2 separate regions of the Mus musculus genome follow, and region 2 is linked to region 1. A link is a loop called in an ENCODE intact Hi-C map of the cell type or tissue named here. Cell type or tissue: left cerebral cortex. All regions are shown on one strand. Links, peaks and the distances in the headings refer to the core of each region. The heading gives the core; the rest is flanking DNA.

Region 1 (10,806 bases), core at 1,518-9,517:
ATCTGAGCTGATAGAATTATGTGTGACAAAGGGTTTAATTGACACTTCAAGGACCAAAATTAACTTCTGTAGTTGTTGAGGTTTCCTCAATGAAGAAGAAGTGGGTGGATGTTATTTTCATCATTTGGAGCAGATACCTCTGAAGTGGAGAACACACACTGTCATGCCATAGCTCAGGTCTGCTGGTTCCGATGAGCTCTGAGTCCTTAACTCCAGCCGTGTGGGTCTTCTGTCCCAAGTATTTTGCTCAGATTAGTTTAGAAATCTTTGCTTTCATGTTTGAGGTTATTACTGTTTTTAAACCAGTATAAAATATCAAACATTAAGTAAATACTATTTTATATCAATCAGTCACACAAAATTAACTATTTAAAGAGACAACAAAATTATAAGTGACTTCTTCCCAATATTTGTTAAACAATATGAAAGTCCTGAAGAGCTCTTATCTCTTGTTGTGTGAAATACCTCTTTTGTAAATGTCTCTCTCTTTCTCTTTTTTCTTTTTTTTTGGTAGATGTCTTTACAAATAATTCAAATGGTCCCTTGAAATGGGAAATAGGGGTTGTCTGGTCAAGTTGGGGAAAACAGTTATTTAGCACCAGTTTCTTTTTGATTTAAAAAAAAAAAGACATAAAATTGTTGGTCTGAGAAAGAGGATTCAGTACTAGAAAGAAGGCGCACTGCGGTCTCGCTCTGCAATGCAGATGATCCTCCACTTGCATGAAGTAGCGAGAGTCACTGTAGGGCAAGGCAAGGGAAGGGATGGGATTCTACCATTAATTGGCTAAGTCAGGTGTTGGAATTCTATTAAATCTTTGAACTGCCTTGTAGCCTCTTAGTGGTGATACACTTAGCATGATTGGTGGCCTTTGCTTAATAAAGATGAAAATTAGCTTAAACATTTGTCTTAAACTTCTGCAAAGACTGAACTGTGTTTCTGATTTTGTATAATGTATCAATTATGAAAGTTGAGCTTACGAGAAAGAAAAATTATTGTGAGAACATATAAAGCATTTGTAAGGAGTTTTAATAGTTTGTAAATTTAAGTATCAAAGTTATATTGTGTTTGTAGGAAAATTAGATTTACTCTATTTTGAAAGCTCAATGTAAATAGTTCAATAATTTTAATTGACTCTTGTATTCTAAGGAACCCAGTGACAATGGACCTCTTTTCACGGAATTAAAGTTCTACCAGAGGGCTGCTAAACCAGAGCAAAGTAAGAAGCAATAAGCACGCTTGAAATTGTTTTGTTAAAGGTTTAAACGTTTTAAAATAAGTAGTTTACCTGGCTTTATTTCACAGTGCTGAGGTAAAGTGCCATGTCCTATGTCTCTGTTTTCATTTGCTTTATACATGAACACCAATCAGATGATATTTGAGTGAGTCCTTCTGATGTACGGATGTATTTGCCCTAGGGTCTGTGGGCATGTGAAATAATCAAGGCTTTGCAGCTCAAAATACATGAACGAACCTAGTCCCCAGGTGTGTGTAAGGCCTCTGACTTTTGAGCATCGATAGCTCCTGAGGCGGGAGCTGGCCTGGCCCTGGGCTGCTGCTCTCAACTGTGTTCATCTGAGGCCCCAGTGAGGGAGCAGGAGCCACTCCCGAGTCTTGCAAGGGGAGAAGAGATGTAGACACTGAAGGAGACAACCCTACACTTCTAGAGTTTGGGGTGACAGTCATTCTTCTTGTGGAAGCAAGCACACTCCGTGACTAGGAGGTGACCCGAGGGACAGTGCTATTGTGTACTTTAAAAATGGTCTCATAGATGGGCAGTTTCAAGATAGGTAACAGCAGGGTGCTGTTTCTGTAGATTGGTAAATTTTCTAGTTGGACTTTGTGTGGGTTATCCTGTTTTATGACTCGAGGTGGTTTTGTTGCCCATATAAGTATGCTCTGTTCTTAGATATTTGTTCTGAAATGACCATTTACATAGCAGTTGAAATCATAGGCCTCTCTTTTAACTTCTAGTTCAGAAATGGATTCGTACACATAAATTGAAGTACCTTGGTGTTCCTAAGTATTGGGGATCTGGTCTACATGATAAAAATGGAAAAAGGTAAAAATCTCCATTTTGAGCATTTCCTGTTGAGTTGGGTTAGTGAGGAGTTACTTGCGGAGCACCCAGAATGTCTGTGCTTCTGGACTGCAGGGCAGTGGAGCGGAGGAGTAAGATCTTCTCTCTGTTGTTCTCAGTACACCACAGTGTCAGGGGCCTGTTAAATGGGGTGCTAGTCTAACCTGTGGACTCTGTGGACAGGAACAGAGTACACCCTCCCTCTCCCGCTCTTTATGCCAAAGAGCCCTCAGGATCCCGTTTATATCTCATGTTGAATGCCTAATCTTTCAAGGAAAGTAGGGTCTTGTTCTTTCTGAGGGCTTTAGTCTAGTAGTTAGAGGTGAGAATCATGGAGAGAGAGCATTTCTGAACCATGCTTGCTCACTAACCGTTCTCTTAGATGTCTTAGGAGTCAGAGTTAAGAAGTCCTTAACACTTTTGTGCAGCCTGCTCTTGTGAAGTATCTGAGTCGATGAGTTAAGCTTCATGGAGCAAAGCGTGTAGGAGACTGAAGGCCAGGCTGAGTTAGAAACTGGAGGCTGGCCTGCAGTTAGAAAGGCGTTCCCAGTGAGTAAAGGAAGGCTGTGATTCAGCTGGCTTAAGCAGTCATCAAAGGCCGGATTCCATGCCTTGCAGTTTTGAGCTAGAGTCTTGATTTCCAAACTTAGCTTCAAGTTACTGTAGAGCCTTGGCTGGCACAGACTTCAGTCCTCTGGCCTCGTGAGTATGTGTGGGTGCATCTCTGCCTGTCTGCACAGTTTACCGTCATGGTGCCGTTACTCTCAGTTTCTTTTTGATGTTATTGGAAGACTGCTCTGTTTCTGGACAGACACAATGCCTAGTGTCAAAAATGGGTGCCATTGTCTTGTGAGTTTCCCTTTCCTATGAAGGAAACTTTTGTGGCGTCCTATGCAACTTTCTCATACATTTTCATGGTCACAGTTTTATAATTCTTATGCTTAAACCTGCCGCTGGCAAGATCCAAGTAGTCACACAAGTGTCTTGGTGAAAGACAGTATTGAATGGAAGAAGTTGGAATGCCCACGCCAGATTAGTGCTGTGTTAGCAAAGACTTGAGAATAGCAGGGTTTTCATAGCTGTGAAGAGACATCATGACCAAGGCAACTCTTACAAGGACAACATTTAATTAGGGCTGGCTTACAGGTTCCGAGGTTCAGTCCATTATCATGGGGGGAAGCATGGCAGCATCCAGGCAGGCATGGTGCTGGAGGAGCTGAGAGTTCTACATCTTGTTCTGAAGACAAACAGGAGAAGATTGAAGACTCAGGCAGCTAGAAGGAGGGTTTCAAAGCCTGTCCCCACAGTGATACACTTCCTCCAACAAGGCCACACTGTCTATTAGTGCCATTTCCTGGGCCAAGCATATTCAAACCATGACAGGTAGCCATTGTAGGCCTGCCAGGTTTATTTACTAGAGAACCATTCATGTTTCAGGGAGTCTGGGCTCCCTGAAATCTTACATTTTTTGTTACAGGTGGTTTTACTGGAACAGTGTACTGTGGGGTGATAAGAGCCAGAGAGAGGCGATGGGCAGAAGGACAGCTGTATTCAGAGGGTGCTGCTGGCAGGAGCTTTAGTGTAGTAAGAACGGGTGACTGCAGCTGAGCAGGTGTGCAGCAGGGTCTCGGTGATTGTCAGTGATGGTCAGTCCTTCTCAGTCGAAGTGGACATTTGCTAGACCTTCCTCAGTGGAGCTTGAGACTCAGACTAGTCATGGGTGAAGTGTTGACTGTTAGGTTGAAGCACTAAAACCAATCACGCACGCATGTACGTCTTTCCGAAGGAAAGCAATAGAAAGAGTCCTTCTCCTGGCCTAGCCTCCTCCCCTGCCAGCGGCCTTAGTTTTCCTTAATTTGTATTTGAGTGACGGGAGGGATAGGTAGCTTAGAGCAGTGTGAGGATCGTAGAAAGACTCACTGTTTTCATTTGGAACTGATTGATATTTTCCTATTAACTGAAGCATTTAACTAAGTCCCTCAAAAAAGAAAGCATCAGAGACCTTACCTGATAGACATTCTCAGAAGTAGCTTCACTCTGTCCCAGAGCTCTCTGAGGGAATGTGCTAACAGTGTGTGTGTGATGATGAGGGAATTTTAGGGGCCATTTAGAGTTAGTGGCAGGGTGATCTGTGCATAAAAAACAAAGACCAGATGCCGGGCGTGGTGGTGCACACCTTTAATCCCAGCACTTGGGAGGCAGAGGCAGGCGAATTTCTGAGTTCGAGGCCAGCTTGGTCTACGAAGTGAGTTCCAGGACAGCCAGGGCTACACAGAGAAACCCTGTCTCGAAAAAACTAAAAAACAAACAAAGAAACAAACAACAAAAACAAAGACCAGTGAAATCTACATTAGTGGTTCCTGTGTTGAAGCAAACAATATGTTTATCCTCTTCCAGACTGTGCTCGCTAGTTTTTTGTCAATGTGACACATGCCAGAGTTACCTGAAATGAGGGAACCTTAATTGAGAAAATATGTCTAAAAGACCTGGCCGTAGGGCATTTTCTTAATTCGTGATTAATGAGGGAATGCCCAGCCCTTTGTGGGTGGTGCCACCTCTGGGCTGCTGGTCCTGAGTTCTATAAGCAGCAGTCTGAGCAAGAAGCCATGAGAGCAGGCCAGTAAGCAGCAGCCCTCCATGGCCTCAGCATCAGCTGCTGCCCCAAGTTCCTGCCCTGTGTGAGTTGCTGTCCTGACTTTTCTTTGATGATGAAGAGTGGAAGTGTAGGTTTTTGGTCATGGTGTTTGGTTGCAGCAGTAGTAATAACCCTAAGACACAGACTGTTGGCAAAGGTTATTTGTTATTCAGAGTATTGTACTGATTACACAGGTTAACAAAAGTGTGCACCCTACTCTTCTCTCAGCTTTGCCCAACTTGCCATACTCAGGATATTGGGAGGACACATGGCTGCACAGGTCAGGGTAGCAGGAATCTTAACACACATGAATATATTTTGCTTCTACTTGATAGTGTGACTGTGACATAGACTTTATGTGCTAAGACATTAAAAGATACATAGACAGACTCTCTAATGAACAGGGCCCTAGGCTTTCCATTACCACACTGTCTTTTCATTTAGCTGGCTGCTCCTTCCTTGGAAGCTCCTGTAGTTTACCATCATGAGCCTGACTGCTGTGTCATGAGCATTCCATGGCAGGGTTTGTCCTGTGTCTATGTCAGCGATTTACATAGACGGATTAGGATTTGGACAGCTGTTGAAGGTGACGGTGATGCTCAGAGGAGCTGGGCAGTGTCCTCGCAGGACTCCAGCGCATCTCTGCCCTCCTAGAGTTTGAGACCCTGGGAAGGATGAGACCTGCCTCCTCTATCCATTTCTCCAAAAATTACGGCCCCAGGAAGTAATGTCACCTGGTCCAGCTGACATGGGAGGGGGCTGGCAAAACAAACAAACAAAAATCTTCATTTTTGTAGGGTATTCCTTTTGCAGATCTGACCATTGAATGTTTTACACGTAATTGCTTAATACCATTTGGTCAGTTTTACTGAATGTAGTTTGTAAGCCATCTCTTGACAGCCTAGATTTAACAGAATATTGTTGAAATGTACCTTAAAAATGGAGGTGCAGTCAGGAGAAAGAAGCAATTGTCTAAAAACAGCAGTTAGCTGTGAGAAGCCAGGTGGCTGTGTTCCATTGTAGATGAGTGTTGGATTCTGGCTGGGCACTGTCGTAATTCGAATGCTGTCTCCTATAAACGAGCTCAGTCCAGGGCAGGATGACGAAACGTTCTGAATTCTCGAGATTTCTATGTAGTTGAGAGAGATTCTTCATGGTATGGGTTTGCGCCCCTTTCCTCCTCGTTTATAATCTATAGTACTGCCTTAGTTAGCATTAACTTGACCTAACTGAAGGGGAATAGTCATTGCAAGGACATGTTCCCAGTTATTCCCTCACTGACATTCCTTGTTTGTCTTCAGTTACAGGTTTATGATAATGGACCGCTTTGGGAGTGACCTTCAGAAAATATATGAAGCAAATGCCAAAAGGTTTTCTCGGAAAACTGTATTGCAGCTAAGCTTAAGAATTGTATGTGAGCTATGCTCCTTGTGAATACAGTAAGGGCTGGTTTCCGCTGAAGCTCAGCCCTCTGCTGGCCATGTTAGGTACTGCACTAACTCACTGTGTGTTCTCTGTAGCTGGATATCCTGGAGTACATCCATGAGCATGAGTACGTGCACGGGGACATCAAGGCCTCCAACCTGCTCCTGAGTCACAAGAACCCTGACCAGGTCCTTAGAACTGCAGCTTTTACTGTTGTAACTTGTGCTGCTTGGGAGCAAGTGGGGCACTCTGGGCTGAACCCCACAAGCTCCGAAGTAGATAAGCTAACAATGCCCTTTCTCCAGACACTTGTATCCAGTTGCCATTCTGTATTTTTGTTGCAGTTTGCTGGCACTTTATCAAGTTGGCTGTTTTGCTCTACATAATATTTGGAAGTGCTTGCTACAACATGCATTTCAAATAGCTGTTTGGGGTGAAGCTTAAACTATAAAGTACACCAGCGAGTTAGATCTGCTGGTCCACTTTGTCACCTTCATTACTTCTTGTGTTCAAAAACTCCATCTGACATAAGTGTCTGTTATTTGGAGAACTTGGTCTTTAATGTGGGGTCAGTTCAGTTGTCAGTGACAATAAAGGCTGCTTAGTGTCGCCTCTTGATCTTGTGTAAGAAGGAGGTTTTGAGTGCTTGGCTCAGGGAAGTGATCTGTCAACATTCTCTGCTTTTTGGCTTTGCATACGGTTTCCTTCTTTTGATTCCTTCCTTTTCTGCACAGGGTGTTTGCTTTTGCTCTATAGGCTCTGGTGAGCCTCAGGAATCAGTGTAGGGCACCGGGAGCAAGCTGCTGTGCTAGGACGCTCTGTGAGGTGGGCATCCTCAACCATCTCATTCAAGCTGTTTCCCTGAGCACAGCCAAGAGCCTGAGCGAGCGGTAAAGCTCCCTTTACTTTAGCTGGAGTAGGAAGGGCTTGCAGAGCACTATTAGAAACCAACTGCTGTTGGTTTACACGTGACTGATGGGAGCAGCTTCTGTCCACACGGCAGCCGTGTGCGGCTCTCCTGCCTTTCTGACCTGCTCTGTGGATGGGGTTACTCTCTCAGGCTGTGTCCATCTTTGTGTTCACATGCACATGCGTTCATGCGTTGTGACAGAACCAGGTGCATGCGTGGCCGTCAGACGGAAGCCACTTGTCCCAGTGTTGTATGCTAGTCACAACAACCAGCTATGCCCATAGCATTACTCTGTTTTTTTGTTTGTTTGTTTATTTGTTTTTTAAGTTAGCTTTAATCTGGAAGACCAGAATGTAATATGTAGTATTTAAGATGCAGGTAGAGGCCTGATCTAAGAGTTTTGAAAGTTATTATAGCCCTTGAATCATTTTATGAAGTACATAGGCATTTGACTATTTTACGAGAATCAAGAGTAGAAGAGAGCTGTTGTATTGTGTGCTAACAGTATTCATATCCCTTTTCTTTGTGGAAAGGGTCTTGAACATTTCTATTTTGTTGTAGTTTGGTTCTAGACTCTGTAAGAGAAACTGACCATCTGTAAGCCTTGCCCATGGAGACAGGATTAACTACTTTAGCACACACTTTCCTAAGAAAGCATGCAGAGGGAGCTAACACTGGAGCACTGTGGCCTTCTGGGCATTTAACACTTATTAAAAGTCAAACCTTCCTGGGTGGGAGGCTGGGAATAGCTTAGTGGTAGCTCAGCAGCAGCAGAGCTCCTGCCTAGCTTGTGTGAAGCTTTAGGTGCGACCCCCAGCATTGCAGAGTAGGTGGGGGGAGACTCAGGACTTGCTGGAGTGCTCAGTTTAGATTTGACTTGCTTCGAGAGCTGCTGTTTGCCCTTGTAGGTGAATCGACCTCCAAGGGATTGTATTTTATTTCAGTACTTTTCTGGTAATTCATGTGCATTGATTTTTGTCTCTAATTTGGTTCTTGAAAATTTATAGGTATATTTGGTAGACTATGGCCTTGCTTATCGGTACTGCCCAGATGGAGTTCATAAAGAGTACAAGGAAGATCCCAAAAGGTGCCATGACGGCACCCTGGAGTTCACCAGCATCGACGCTCACAAAGGCGTGGGTATGTCCACAGTGGCCTGTGGTGTGCCTCCACAGTACTCATGTTTCTGTCTGAATGCTAAGTAAACACAGACTGATAGAGAGTACGGGAAGAGTGATGTGGAGAAGGAGGCCTGAGGTTTGGCTCCTGTACTTGAGTGAGGGCCCTTGGGAGTGAGGGCCTCTGGTCTTCAGGGGTACCAGACTGTACTTAGGACTCACACAGCTTAGCTCTGCACTGCTTTGTTTTCTAGTGTCTGGGTTCTCTGTGGCTTATGTTTTGTATAAGCTAGCTTAGCCCCTTCTCTGCCCTTTGCTGTGGAGGACATATGGAGAGTGTCCAGTATGTGAGTGTCTCCCAAAGACAGCTGGGTGTGAGGTGGCTTCAGACTTTACTTTCTAGACCAGGGGTAGCAGTTTCAAACCCTAAGGCTCATCAGTTTGGGTTCTAAGTAAGTCATTACTTGGAGAATAAAGGTTTGTTTTACACAGCCCACTGTTCAGTGATTTTATTATACGCAGGCAAATGTTTCTGCTGCAGGTTAGACCTGAGTGGACTGCTCCGTCTTGCTGTTTTTCTGGAATGCTGTCTCACCATGTTAATCTCCTGTTCTGTTTGTAGCCCCATCAAGACGTGGTGATTTGGAAATACTTGGTTATTGCATGATCCAGTGGCTCAGCGGCTGTCTTCCTTGGGAAGATAACTTGAAAGATCCTAACTACGTTAGGGATTCCAAAATTAGGTAAGGGCCAACTTACATTGTTTTGGGTTGCATGGTGATGTGGCAAAAGAAATACCCCTTTTAAAAACATTTTTGGGGCTGGTGAGATGACTCAGTGGGTAAGAGCACCCGACTGCTCTTCCGAAGGTCCAGAGTTCAAATCCCAGCAACCACATGGTGGCTCACAACCATCTGTAACAAGATCTGACTCCCTCTTCTGGAGTGTCTGAAGACAGCTACAGTGTACTTACATAATAATAAATAAATCTTAAAAAAAAAATTTGGTTTTTTGTGAATTTTATATGATGCACCCCAATCCTACTTATCTCCCCCTCTCCTTGTACCCACTGTCCACCCTTGCAAACCACCCCCCCTACCCCCACTTCTTAATTCTGGTTTCTTGCTGGAGTCCTTTTGATATCCTGTCGCTGCCCTGTGTCATGGAGATCCCATAGTTTTGGATTTGTAGGACCCGCCCCTTCTGGACTCCAGCAGGTCATTGATGGGGTAGATTTGGGGTGGGGCAATTCAAAGCCCTGCATTTGGGCTCTTACCAGGGCCACCTCCACTCTGCTGCCCAGAGGATGTGCAGGGCCCGATCTCCTGAGTGTTGCAGCTGGTGTGGGACAGGGCCAGCTCTCCTGCCTGCCACAGATGGTGAGGGAGGCACAGATTCTGTCAGAGTTTCTTGACAGTTTCTTTGGAGTTTTAAATTCTCTAGATTATATTTTATTTTATTTATTTTATAGGCAGTGCGTTGTTGAGCAGCCCTCCTGCCCGAGTCAGCACACCTGGCAGTGATTTAAGTAGAAGGTGCAGGTTAGATAGCAGGACTATTGACTTTGCTGTTCCCCTCAGACACACTGCCTGCTGAGATGTGTCCTGTTATTGAAGGCTCTTGGGGACACACTTGTAACTAAGGACTCCTTCCTTCCTCCACAGATACAGAGACAACGTCGCAGCTTTGATGGAGAAATGCTTTCCTGAGAAAAATAAGCCAGGTAGGGGAGGCTCCCATAGACCTTCGTACAGCTTTTGTTTTCTGGGAGGAAAAGCCCTCGGCCTGTGTGTGAATTGGGCATTTCAGTTGCTGCTGTTGGAGGTGCATGGCGAGCTGGGCAGTGAGGCTGGAGCCTCATACAGCTGCCCTTAGCTTTCAGGAATGGAAGTGTGTTGTGTTCACTGCGGCAGTGGCTATGGAGTTGTTTTGTGTACTGGAGTGCTGTCAGTGCAGGCTGTACCAGACCCGTCCCTGAGCATGGCTAAGGATGTAACAGGGATTTCTGTTAGCGCATTATACTGTTAGTGCTGTGGAGAATAGGAAAACAGGGAATGGAACTGGGAATGTGGAGAAGGCACAGAGAGTAGGGAGGGGGATGTAAGTGTTGGTCAGAGAGGCCAGGGACAGCCTTGCAGCAGCTGAAGGAGGTGCTGTGTGGAGGCTGGGAAGACGGTGTGAGGCCTGCGTTCTTGGTCATCATGGGGTCATTGGCTTTTACTTTGATTGAGAGTCTACAGCTTGAAATAGGAGAAGGTGCCAGTGGCCTCGCCTTCTAGAGACATGAAATGTGTCTGGTTCCTGGCTGAGGGAAAACTGCTGAGGCCCGGGAAGCTCTTCTTCACCATCCATCCTGTTCCCAGTCACCCAGTGCCCCCACACTCTGCTGTGTGTCTGTTTACCTGCCCTGCCTTCCTGCGTTCCAGTCCTCACATACTCTGCGCTTGTCTGGATCTTGTCTTCCGCACAGCAGCAGCTTCCATGGACTGTGTGAGAAGGGCTGAGTCAGCTGGCCTAGCATCACCTCCTCTAGACTTCTCCTTTGTCCTCTCATGTTGCCTTTGTTAAGACGCACGCGTGGACTCTGTTCTTTTTCTCTGTTCCTGGTTGTACTGCCTCAGACACTCAAGTCTGCCTTCT
Region 2 (10,806 bases), core at 1,958-9,957, 220 kb before region 1:
GAACATATTTCACCCATCCAGATAGGTTCTGAAAATTGAGAATTGAGTTTTGCAGTGTAGTCCTTTTTTTTTTTGGTTCTTATTTTGTGAGAGGTGCTAGGGATGTAATGCAGACAGAGCCTTGTGTATTTATTATGCTTTAAATCTAGGTTCCTCTTCCTGCTTCTGCTTCCTTAGTTCTAGAATTACAGTTGTGAGCCACTGTGTCTGACAGAATGTAGACTTCTTTTTACCTTCATATCTGTAAGACTTAAGGCTAGACTTTGATTTCTCTATCTGATCTCCTTATGATAAGGTGCTCTCTGAGTGATTAGTGATGAGTGTCCTGGCACATGGCATGTCACTGGAGATAGTGATACTTATATTCGTGGGTCTAGAACAGTCCTTGGACTATAAAAGACTTATGGTCTGTGGAAGGCACAAGATAACCGTGTCAACAAAAACAGCCCATTGATGCCTTAATGTTTACACTGTATAGCTACAGTTCTAATGAGCTCAGCCACTCTCTTTGCCCCTTCCATTCAACCTTTTTGTTTGTTAAGCTAAGGTAAGGTCTTTAAGTTTGGCCTAGACCTGAACTGACTATATGAACTCATGATGTGGTCCAGACCAGCTTCAAGCTTGTGGTCTCTCTGTCTACTACTCACTTACCTCCCTGAGCCCCGTGAGTACTAGGGTTATGGGCACGGTCCTCCAGTCCTCGTTTCTTCTACTTATGTCACTAAGTGCTTTTAGAACAAGATCCACTTGGTGTTATTGTTATTCCCTGGTATTTCACTGGATTTTTAAGATCACATCTATGAAAGAATATGAATAAGCTTAGATTAGCCTACTTGATAATAGGGCCCCTGTTCTCACTTTTCAAATACCCTCTTGTTTAAACATGGGATCAAACAAATATAAGATGCCAGGTTAAAGTAACTTGGTGTCTTTTAAATATCCTTTAAAGTACAGGCTTCCTTCTTTTTTCTTTTCTAGAATGTCACTGACTCCTTAAAGCCAGCTAGTCCAATCATAGGACTTTCTAAAGTATAGGGGAGGGTGTTGCTGATGTGTGGGCTGATTGCACACGTGCTCAATGTCTCTTGCAGTCACAAAACTAAACTTAGTCAAAGGTACTAAACCTGGCCTCTCGTGATATTGACTTGGATACGTGTGTTCTGGTACAACCCCCTTAAGTGGATCATTTGTTCTGTTGATATATTGAACATGACTACACATGTTGTATTTCCAGAACTCAGGGCAAGGAACTAGGAGACCAGCGTGAGCCTAATAGTGAGGAGCAAACAGAAACTCCAATCACGTGCATACAGGAAGGTTTTAGATGCTGGGAGTGGTTCAGTTCAGCTTAGTGTACATTGTATCTTAGAGAAAACAGTTTGTTGTATAATATTATATGGCTAAATTAAATACATATGTACTTTAAAAGTTTTCTTTTCAATTTCTCTGTATGTTATACTAATTGAACTTGAGTTCATTTTGCTTAGGTGAAGTACTAAGCCCTTAAAACTTTTGTATATGGAAAATTAAATATGTGGAGAAGTAACAGGTGCACTGTCAGGTGGCTGTGACCTGGTCTCAGCAGAGACCTGAACAGCGTGTTCCCTTTACATGTCTGCTCTCCCGTTTCTTCAGATATACATGAGTATTTGAATGTGTGTCTACAAATAAGGACATACATCAGCCTATATATATCACAGTGGGACCAGTAATCCTAAAGTGTGACCTTTAGTATTTGTTTAGTGACAACAAATGTTTGCTTTTAATTTGTTTCTGAGAAACAAGGCCATTATTAAAATTAGTCTTTAGTAAATTGTTTACTTTTAATTTTAAAGTTACCTGTAGTTTCTTTGCTTTTTAAATATGTATTTAAAATATTAGAGACTAAGTAGATACTGTTGTCTGTGAAGTGCTTGCATAAGGACTAGTAACATGTAAAAAGCCAGACATGGTGGCACATGCTTGGGCTTCTAGTACAGGAGGTAGACTTTCCTAAGGGAGAGAAAAAAAACCAAGGTAGATAGCTCACGTGGAACGGCCTCTGACGTTAACCTCTGGCTTCCATGTGCACACATATACACTTCCCACCTGCACAAACCCACAAATAAATGAATTTTAAGTTCTCTAAGTTAATAAACCCAAGAGAATAGTGCTAGCGTGGTTTTTAGGACCCAAGAAGACCATAGGCCCTGAGTTCGTGTAGGATGCTAATGCTTTGCCAAGAAAAGCTGTGTGTGTCCGTGTGCGTGAGTGTATCTGGGGTAGCTGTGCTTGAGAAAGTAAAAATAATACTCTGTATAAAATGTCCTAGTCCTTTCTGTGCTAACAGGCACGTCTGCTTCCTTCCTGGAGAGCCTGCTGTTCCACGTTCTTAGGGAACTCTCCTCTCCTCAGAAAAACTGCTTCAGGAGCTTTTTGGTTTGGGGAATGTACTTTATGTGATGGGGATTACAAAACAATTTTTATCATGTTTAAAATTCTTTAGTGCTTATTAAAGCTAAGTTAAATTATTTAATCTCAAAAAGCCCCTTTAGAAGAGACTCTGAACTATTTTACTTCCTCTTTATAGTTTTGAAAACTTTATAAATTAAAGCGTTAATTGGCAGATAATCTAAATTTCATTTTGGAGAATAAAGCTTTTTTTTTTAAAAACAGGATGAAACAAGTGAAGATGCTAACTGTCTTGCTTTGAGTGGACATGATAAAACAGAGACAAAGGTATACTAACTTAGCCTTTAGAATGTGCACGGGTAGACGTGCAGGTGTGTGGAGATAGATGCCTGTCCTTGTGGTGCTGAGTCAACTGGAGTGTGTGGGGTTCTCTCTCACTGTTTTTAAGAAGCCTCTTGGTTTTTTTAATGTTAATTAATGCCTAAGTCTGATGGGAGTAGAGCAGTGTAAAACAGGAACTTAGAGTTCAGAGAAAAGGTAAGATGGTGGTGTGCGTGTGGGACTTATGTGTCAGTAGTAAGGGTTGGGAGACATGGGGTGAGAAGGGGAGGGTGCTGCTCTGAGCAGAGGTAAGATAACCTTTGAAGCAGTGATTGCCTAGGCTGGCCGTGAAACTCTAACCTCACTGTTGGGTCTAGCAGTAGGGCTGGGTTAGAAAAACTGTTTGAGAAGGCTTTGGCTTGAGCGGGTTGGGCAGTGAGGAGGACTCTGGTTCCCTCCAACCTAAGGACTGAGAATGACTTCATCTTAGAAAGTGAGATGAGTATGCCAAAGGCTTAACTTTCCCAACTTAGCCAAATTCCCACCAAGAATACTGTAGTAAGTCTCCTTATGATGTCTTTCAAGCTGTGCATGTATACATATACACCAGTGCCTTTACTTTTGATTTATAACGCACTTTGCAGACCGAGAAAAATAGGTTTATGTTATATAATCTGCATATTGACTGTATTGGAATTTTTTTTAATCACACCTTACTAGTTACTTATTGTCAGCAACTGTTTCCATTAAAAACAATTTGCACCTTCCCACTGCAGCATTGGAGTATTGTAAATATCTGCCATTCAGCTCTGCTTATTTAATACATTTTTAAGAACTTGATACATATTCCAAACAGTCCCTGTGAAAGACTCCACTTCTCCCATTCTTGTTAACCCTGTGCAGTTTGTAGGGAAAGCAGTGATGGTTCCTGTGTTCACAGTTTAGAAATATGCTTTTACCTGTATCTTCCTCTGCTTGTGTGTTTTCTGTATGCGAGTGAAGCTGCTGTGGGGTGACACAGTTGTCGCTCTGTTGTCTGCTCACTAATTGGGGCATTGATTATTGGACAGAGGAGGGCAGTAGATAGAGACCATAAGAAAAGGACAATTTACAGCTGTTTGCTACTTTAATTACTTTAATGTGGGGCAGTTTTTGTGCCTCTGAATAGTTTTTATTTACTAATGTTATGCATTTCCCCCACATAGTTAAGGACATTCTTTGGTTTTATGTTTTGTGAATTATTATCTAGGTAACATTTTCTAAAGTGCCTGTGCATACCTTTAATTAGTACTTGTTAAAACATCCAAGTTAGAGCAATTTGGGAACTGTGAGATACTTTGGTCATGCCCTACAATTTGTATCTGAAATGGAGCAATAGATTATAACAGGGCTGGATGACTTGTGATATAATGTAGGTACATCTTTCTCTACCCTCCTGTTGCTAGTTTGTCTTCTTTATTAGCCACCACACCCATTTATGCTCTTTGATTTTTTTTTTTTTTTTCTTTTTTAAAAAAGTGTCTCTTCCCCTCTCCCCATCCTTTGTTTCCCAGGAACAAGTTGATCTGGAGACAAGTGCGGTTCAATCAGAAACTGTTCCGGCATCGGCTTCTCTGTTGGCCTCTCAGGTACTAAGTGTAAAACAAGCATGGAGAGTTTGCTCAGTGGTTTTGATATTAGAGTGGTATATTGATTTCAAATGAAGGCTCATGCTAGACTATTAAATTTTTGTTTGTGGAAGTAGTTAAAGTCTGTAAGTTTTCTGTAGTTTAAAGTTAAAGGCAGGCAGACTATTGATTTGGAGCCATTGCTCTGAGCTGGTAGGAAGCTCTGTCGAGCTCTGACTTGTGACATACATTGGCCCCTCAAACTGGTGGGGCTGAGACTATCCTGAGCTCTGGTGAGGCGCCGGCAAAGGGAATGGAGGCAGCTGTAGGTCTTCCCTTACACCGCAGATCGTTCAGATCCTCACTGTTGTGTGTGATGACATAAATGTTTATTTATAGGTCAAAGGCTGAGAGTGAAACAAAGAACAAACAGTGTTCCGGACCTGTGTGCAAGGCTCAGAGAGATTTTCATTGTATTTATTCATTCACTATGGTGCTTAGCTTAAGTGCTCCTGAACTGCCTTTGGCTCCCTGATATTTTTAATTTTTAAGATGTGTTTCTTTTTCAGTTTAGTTTTTAGTATTGATTTTATTTAGTTATTCTGTAGACAGTCAATAACTCCTTAGAGTAATTGACTAGCGTTAGTGTTGGCTGGGACAGTTCCATATGCACACAAGCAGTCTTGTCTTGCTAATTCACAAACCTTCACCTTCTTTATTTTTCTTCTTGAATCCTTTTAAACTTAAACCAAAGTGTAGGTCAAACGTTGACCCAAAAATCAGTGTCTCCTCATAGCATGTACTAACTAGATTACCTGAGGCGCTGAGCTAGCTGCCAGCCGTGTACTCACCTGTGGCTTAGAGTCTCAGTGCTTGTGGGAAACACACTCTGCCATACTCTGCCAACACCAGTGTTCTACTCAGTTTCTCAAAGTTGTTTGTCTGTATGCTTTCCCTCAGCCTCAGTAGCCAAGAGGTCATCGAATGAGGAGTGTGCTTGTGTTCCTCCACCACATGTTTCCCACTCTGCTGCACTGATTGATTACGTGCCTGCAGCCATGGCGCCCCAGTGGGGTTGGCTTTGAAAGTGTTTTTTTGAGTAGAGTTTTTTTATTCAGTTGTGAAAGGATTTATAAACCAGTCAGACCACCCCAGTTACGCTGTTTTTAGAGAATGTATCTTGTGTCCTGTGATTGAGGGAGGGCCTTTATTGCGGAGGGTAGTGTCTAAATACAGCAGGGCCACGTATTTGAGGTAATCACAGATAATTGGGAGCAGCTTCAGTTTCGCTTCAGAATAATCCTTGGTTGAAGGCCACAGGAAGGAGTAGATTGGCTTTGACTTAACTGTTGCTGAAGCTGGCTGAGACTAATGTGAGACTAATAAATGCTCTCAACTTCTATGCCTGTGTGGAAACGTCTCATGAAACATTTTATGATTCATCTCTGTATTTTGGAATATTAAAGATGCCTTGTAATAAAATTTGTGATACAATTTTTTTTAATTCCCTAAAAGTTGAGTTAAATTATTGTTCAGTTATATAGTTAATTTTATAATTTAGAGTGTCAGAAAATAACTGCTAAATGCTAGCTGTGTGTCTCAGGTGAATGTAAGTGCTTCCTCCACACGAGGGCACTCCGACACCACTTCTTGTTAGAGCAGTTAGTATGGTAAACTGGGCCCAACAGTAATTAAGTGTTATTTTATTAATAATATCTTTCTCTCTCTTGTTCTTTATTTTGTGAAATATATTTTTAAGATTTCTATTTGAAGTTACAAAATAATTTTTGGTAAATCCTGAAAATGTTATTATTTGAAAATGTCTGCAAGTCTAGTTATGTTTATTTGCGCTGCATATTTTCCATTTAAAATTGATTTTTCTTTTTAAATTTGCCTCATAATAAAGCTGCATCCTTTCCTAGGAGTAAGGCGGTGGGACACGCATCCCATTTTAAGTCACAGTGCTTTAAACTGTGGTGTGTTGTTTGCTTTCATTCTCAGAAAACATCCAGTACAGACCTTTCTGATATCCCTGCTCTCCCTGCAAATCCTATTCCTGTTATCAAGAATTCAATAAAACTGAGACTGAATCGGTAAAACCACCTCAGGGTCCATAAACAGTATCTGCCAACTCAACCCGTTGTCTCCAGATGCTTAAACAAAGGAAAGAAAGAAAGAAAGGAAAAGAGGAGATTGGAGGGACAAGACTAGACCTGACTGACAGTGGGTTTAGCTGTTTGGTGGCCTCCCTGCCTTGGGCTCATGAGCACTTGATCAGAAGTCCAGGTTAGTATGCGAAGCCAGGAGTGCTATTATTACTGTGTTAGCGACAGCTGCATTAACTACTCAGAAAAATTACTGCCTTTAAGAAGGAAACAAAACAAAACCCTCGAGCTATGTTTGTATCCATAACTGACATCCGGATCGCGCCTCTGTGTGCTGCATTGTTTGGAAAACTGCAATACAAGCTGGCAGAAGAACTCCTCATTCTGATGATGCACTTTTATGTATTTTTTTTTAATTAGAAAGTAGAACTAATTTTAGATTTTCAGCTTAATGGATTTTCAATTTTTTTTCCCCAAAGAATTTTCTTTACAATTAGTCTTTAAATTGGATACGTTGTGCATTGGTGTACCATTCTGTCCCAGAAAGGGCAGGAGGACACCGAGCTCAGCCCAGTCCTTACGGGCAGCTGTAGCCCTTAGGGTGAATTGTCAATGCTAAGGTATACTTTGGACACTGAAAGAAGAATTAGGCGATACTTGGTTTTGATGAGGTTATGATTAAGCAGTATATATTCCTTTTATTTATAGAGTTGTTTTATAGTGCATACAAATCAGCATTCGGCCAACAAGTGTGGTCTTTGAGCTTTCGCAAGCTCTGTTCTTTTGCCTTCAGTCTGTTAGTCTTCAGAAAGACAGTGCTCCCCCACCCCCTTTTATTTTATTTTTTGCCTTTCTTTTTTCCCCTTTGCTTGTATGCACAAGGTAAGGCTTATTTCACAGAAACCAGAATGCCAGTATTTTCCTAAGCCATGACATGTAACCTTGACCCTGTGGCTGCGTGACACAGACACTAACTTTGGTCCCATGGCTAGAACTTGAGAGTGACTGAAGCCATACCTGTGAAGCATCCCCGGAGGCGGCCCTTTGATCTCTGCGAGGACTTTTGTACACTCCACACAACTCCTGTTCCTGTCTTAGACAAATTGATTTTCATTTTTAAAAGTGGGCAAAAGGCATTTTCTTCCAGATTTTTAAACTAATTTTTATTTTTAACCAGTTTATCAAAATTTGTCAGTGAATTTTACATACAAAAACATTTTAAAAATCATTTCTAGTAAGCACTTGACATTTAGTCAGCTTTCCACTTTTGAATTTTTTTTTTTGTTCTATCAAAAATTAGAAATCTTCTTTAAAGACAATGATTTCTCATAATTAAGTAGCAGAATTCTCGTCCATCTTGTGACATCTGACGGGTGCCAGATGTTGATAAAGTTACTCTTTGTTAATCTGGGTAAAACAGACCTGTAGCAGCAGATCTTTGTATGAGCATGGTTTTTGAATCCTTCATTTCGCTGCATTCTATCACACGTTTGTGCATTTTCATGTTACACTGCAATTACTTAAACTCTCCCCTGTCCTTCCAAATTAATTTCCAAAGTTGGAGTATAGTCTTTCCCCTGAAGCTATGCATTAATTAAGGCTTTCTTTACCACTTACATTGTTTATATACAGTGTTCTACTCTCCACCTCTTGCTCTGCAGTCACCTTGCCCTTCCTCCCACCATTTGAGTAAAGAAGACGGTCCGCTAACAGGTGACATGTACTGGTGTCTGTGTGTGTAGCTTCAGAGTTAGATTGACATCACCAGGCACAGATTTAGTCTTGTCGTTTTGTTTACACATTGGGGAAAAATTCAGTTTAATAAACGTTCCATGTAACTGCATCCAAGTTTCACCAGGCTGGAGACGTGGATCTTTTCTGTGTAGTGACTTTTTACTTCTAGTTTCCATAACCTGGAGATCAGACTGTTGCTTTCGCATGATGTAAGTAGTGTCTCATGACTGGAGTTTGCTTTGTTTTATAGTATCTGTACTCCTTGTATTTTTCAAGAGCTATTTTGTAAACAGATGATGTATTTCTCCATTGAAAACACAATAAAAAAAAAAACAGCACAAATCCCATAGTTGGCTGGTTTCTTTTGACTCTCTCTCTCCCTCTCCCCCTTTCAGCAATCTAATTAATTAGTTCTACATACAAATATATGGTGTGGCCCCAAATGAAGATTGGAATTTAATGTGCTTATATTTGGCAGGTTTGTTTTAGGTTAGCCTATTTGTAACCCAGTACTAATGTGTCACACGATAGCAGGCAATGTTGTTAACCTAGATGATCGTTAGGGAGAAAAGGGTGGTTATAGCTACCACTAACTCACTCTGAACAATTCCATTTTCTACAGTAGTGTTCTGTCTAGTCTGAGCACTGTACATTTCCCGGTACTGATGCATATGGCTCTTTCATGCCTCTACTTTCATTTCTCTGTCAGCAGGTGGCACTGTTGTTTTTCAGTAGGTTTATAATTGTGTCTTACAGCTTGAATCTTGTTTATTTTACTGGATCAAATTCTGACATTTTTCTTAAATCCTCACACACATTGCGTAAAAGAGAAGTAGACTGTTTTAAGTTTGTGATGGCCAACTTTTAGGGATGATTATCTTAGTGTCTTGAGTGTGTGTGTGTGTGTGTGTGTGTGTGTATGTATGTGTATGTGTGTATGTGTATATATGGGGGGGGGGAGGGAGTTGGGGAGGGGGAGAGTGTTTTCCAAAGGGTTAGCAGCTATGCAGAGTCTCTAAAACCCCAAATGCTTAGACCCTTCATTGAGTTGATGACCTTGGGGCTACTTCTTACTGAAGTAGAATAGAAGTTTGAGACTTATTCAGCAAAAGTGCAAAATGGTAAGGATTTCTCAGGGCTCCATCACTAACACCTCCAGGATTGAGCTTGCCTTCCTCCTACCCTGGTAGACAACAGAAGTGGGACTGGACCCTGCTTCCTGGGATTTGTCACCCATGTAGCTCATAGGTATTTTCCTGCATTTTGCTGAATTAGTAAGACATAATTGAACATTGAGTGCTTGTGTCTCAGGTACAGTCTGGACTAAAGCTTTTTTATTCCTAGTTAGCACCTCTGTTTTCTTCTCTGCACAGAAAAATATTTTAAAGCTCTGCATAATGTTAATTCTGGCCGAGTACAAGGTGACAGCAAACGATCAGCAACGCACAGTAGTGGCTGACATGAAAGGAACATTCACGCTCTGCACACTGTAGGCTGACCCACGAGACCCTAGCGTGCTTGTGTGCCAAATTGTTCTCTAAAGGCATTGCACACGCATTTGCATCTCTTTGCCTATTTTAACCCTAACAAAAATCAACCAAACTATGAAAATGAGTTGCCTTTTGGCCTGGGCTGTATGCTTTTTTTTTTTTTTTTTGTTTAGTTCACATTTCTATTAGCTTTCTTTACGCCCAAACCGCAAATAGATGCTGTTTTGACTCAGACCTGAGCTTGGTAAATGAGGTAGTCCTTTGTTCTGTGTTCTTGTAACATGGCCTTCAGGTATACACAAACAAGTGAGCTTTAGATCTGTGTGGTATTTCCCCTCTCTACCAACTTAAAAATTGTTGTTATCCTCCCGAGGATTAACATTGGGAAGAAAAAGGTAAAGGATTATGTTCTTTGGCAAGCTGGGGCCAGAACCTGGGTCTTCACCACGTGACAGGCAAGCACATGACTTCTAAGCTGCACTCACAACCCAGGCTACTGTCGTTCGTGATTAACAGTGATGGAGACTAGTAACAATGTTTGCTCGGTCTTTTACAAAACCTCCCCCCCCCCGCCCCCTTTTTAAAAGATTTATTTATTATATGTAAGTACACTGTAGCTGCCTTCAGACACGCCAGAAGAGGGCGCCAGATCTCGATACAGATGGTTGTGAGCCACCATGTGGTTGCTGGGAATTGAACTCAGGACCTTTGGAAGAGCAGTCAGTGCTCTTAACTGCTGAGCCACCCCTCCAGCCCACAAAACCCCCCTTTAAAAGATACCCTGTTACAGCTCTTACAACTCTGTTGGCCCCATGTGAATGATGGCATGTGTAATCCCAAGGCACGGTGTGAGAATTCAAGTGGGTGGGTCACTTCTGCCTGCCTTGGGTTCTCTTCCTCAGAGAACTGCCTGTGTCTCCCCTGATCTGGTAATGTCATAGTTGCTGAGCAAATGACACTGTTTGTTGAAAGTACACTTTCCTTTTCCTTGTCCCAATCCTAGGCCTTTCTTTTCTTCTTTTTTAATGTTAGCATTTAATGAACTTTCTTGGGATGTTTCAAGCCACCAAGATACAGGCATCTCCAATACGTCAATCTTCTCTTAAGCTTGCGTGCTGAAGGATTTGACCTTCACAGTGACAGACTGCTGAGAGAGCG

Evidence for each region. A loop is a pair of places that touch in the nucleus more often than their neighbours do. Peaks named below come from ENCODE experiments on the same cell type or tissue, not always from the same donor. Only the 100,000 strongest peaks of a DNase experiment are listed, where the experiment ranks them.
Region 2: a loop joins it to region 1, with 7 times the contacts of the local background. A loop is called at or near these places in 14 of 42 quality-filtered maps.

What each region holds. Positions count from the first base shown.
Region 1 is chr12:106,049,788-106,060,593 of GRCm38, forward strand. It overlaps Vrk1 (vaccinia related kinase 1), which reads left to right. Exons shown (of 14, transcript NM_001029843.2): 4 at 1,148-1,217; 5 at 1,973-2,060; 6 at 6,015-6,123; 7 at 6,234-6,326; 8 at 8,056-8,188; 9 at 8,789-8,909; 10 at 9,831-9,889. Among named protein-coding and RNA genes, the nearest start is that of Gm32723, 39 kb to the right of the region's middle. In left cerebral cortex, for the core only: a CTCF peak has its summit at 6,188 (motif pointing left); DNase peaks (open chromatin) are centred at 2,689 and 6,195.
Region 2 is chr12:105,830,445-105,841,250 of GRCm38, forward strand. Papola (poly (A) polymerase alpha) reads left to right here. Exons shown (of 22, transcript NM_011112.4): 20 at 2,656-2,718; 21 at 4,266-4,340; 22 at 6,321-8,500. The coding sequence ends at 6,416. Among named protein-coding and RNA genes, the nearest start is that of Papola, 51 kb to the left of the region's middle. In left cerebral cortex, for the core only: CTCF peaks have their summits at 5,944 (motif pointing right) and 8,866 (motif pointing right); DNase peaks (open chromatin) are centred at 2,277, 5,947 and 8,865; H3K27ac peaks cover 2,739 bases.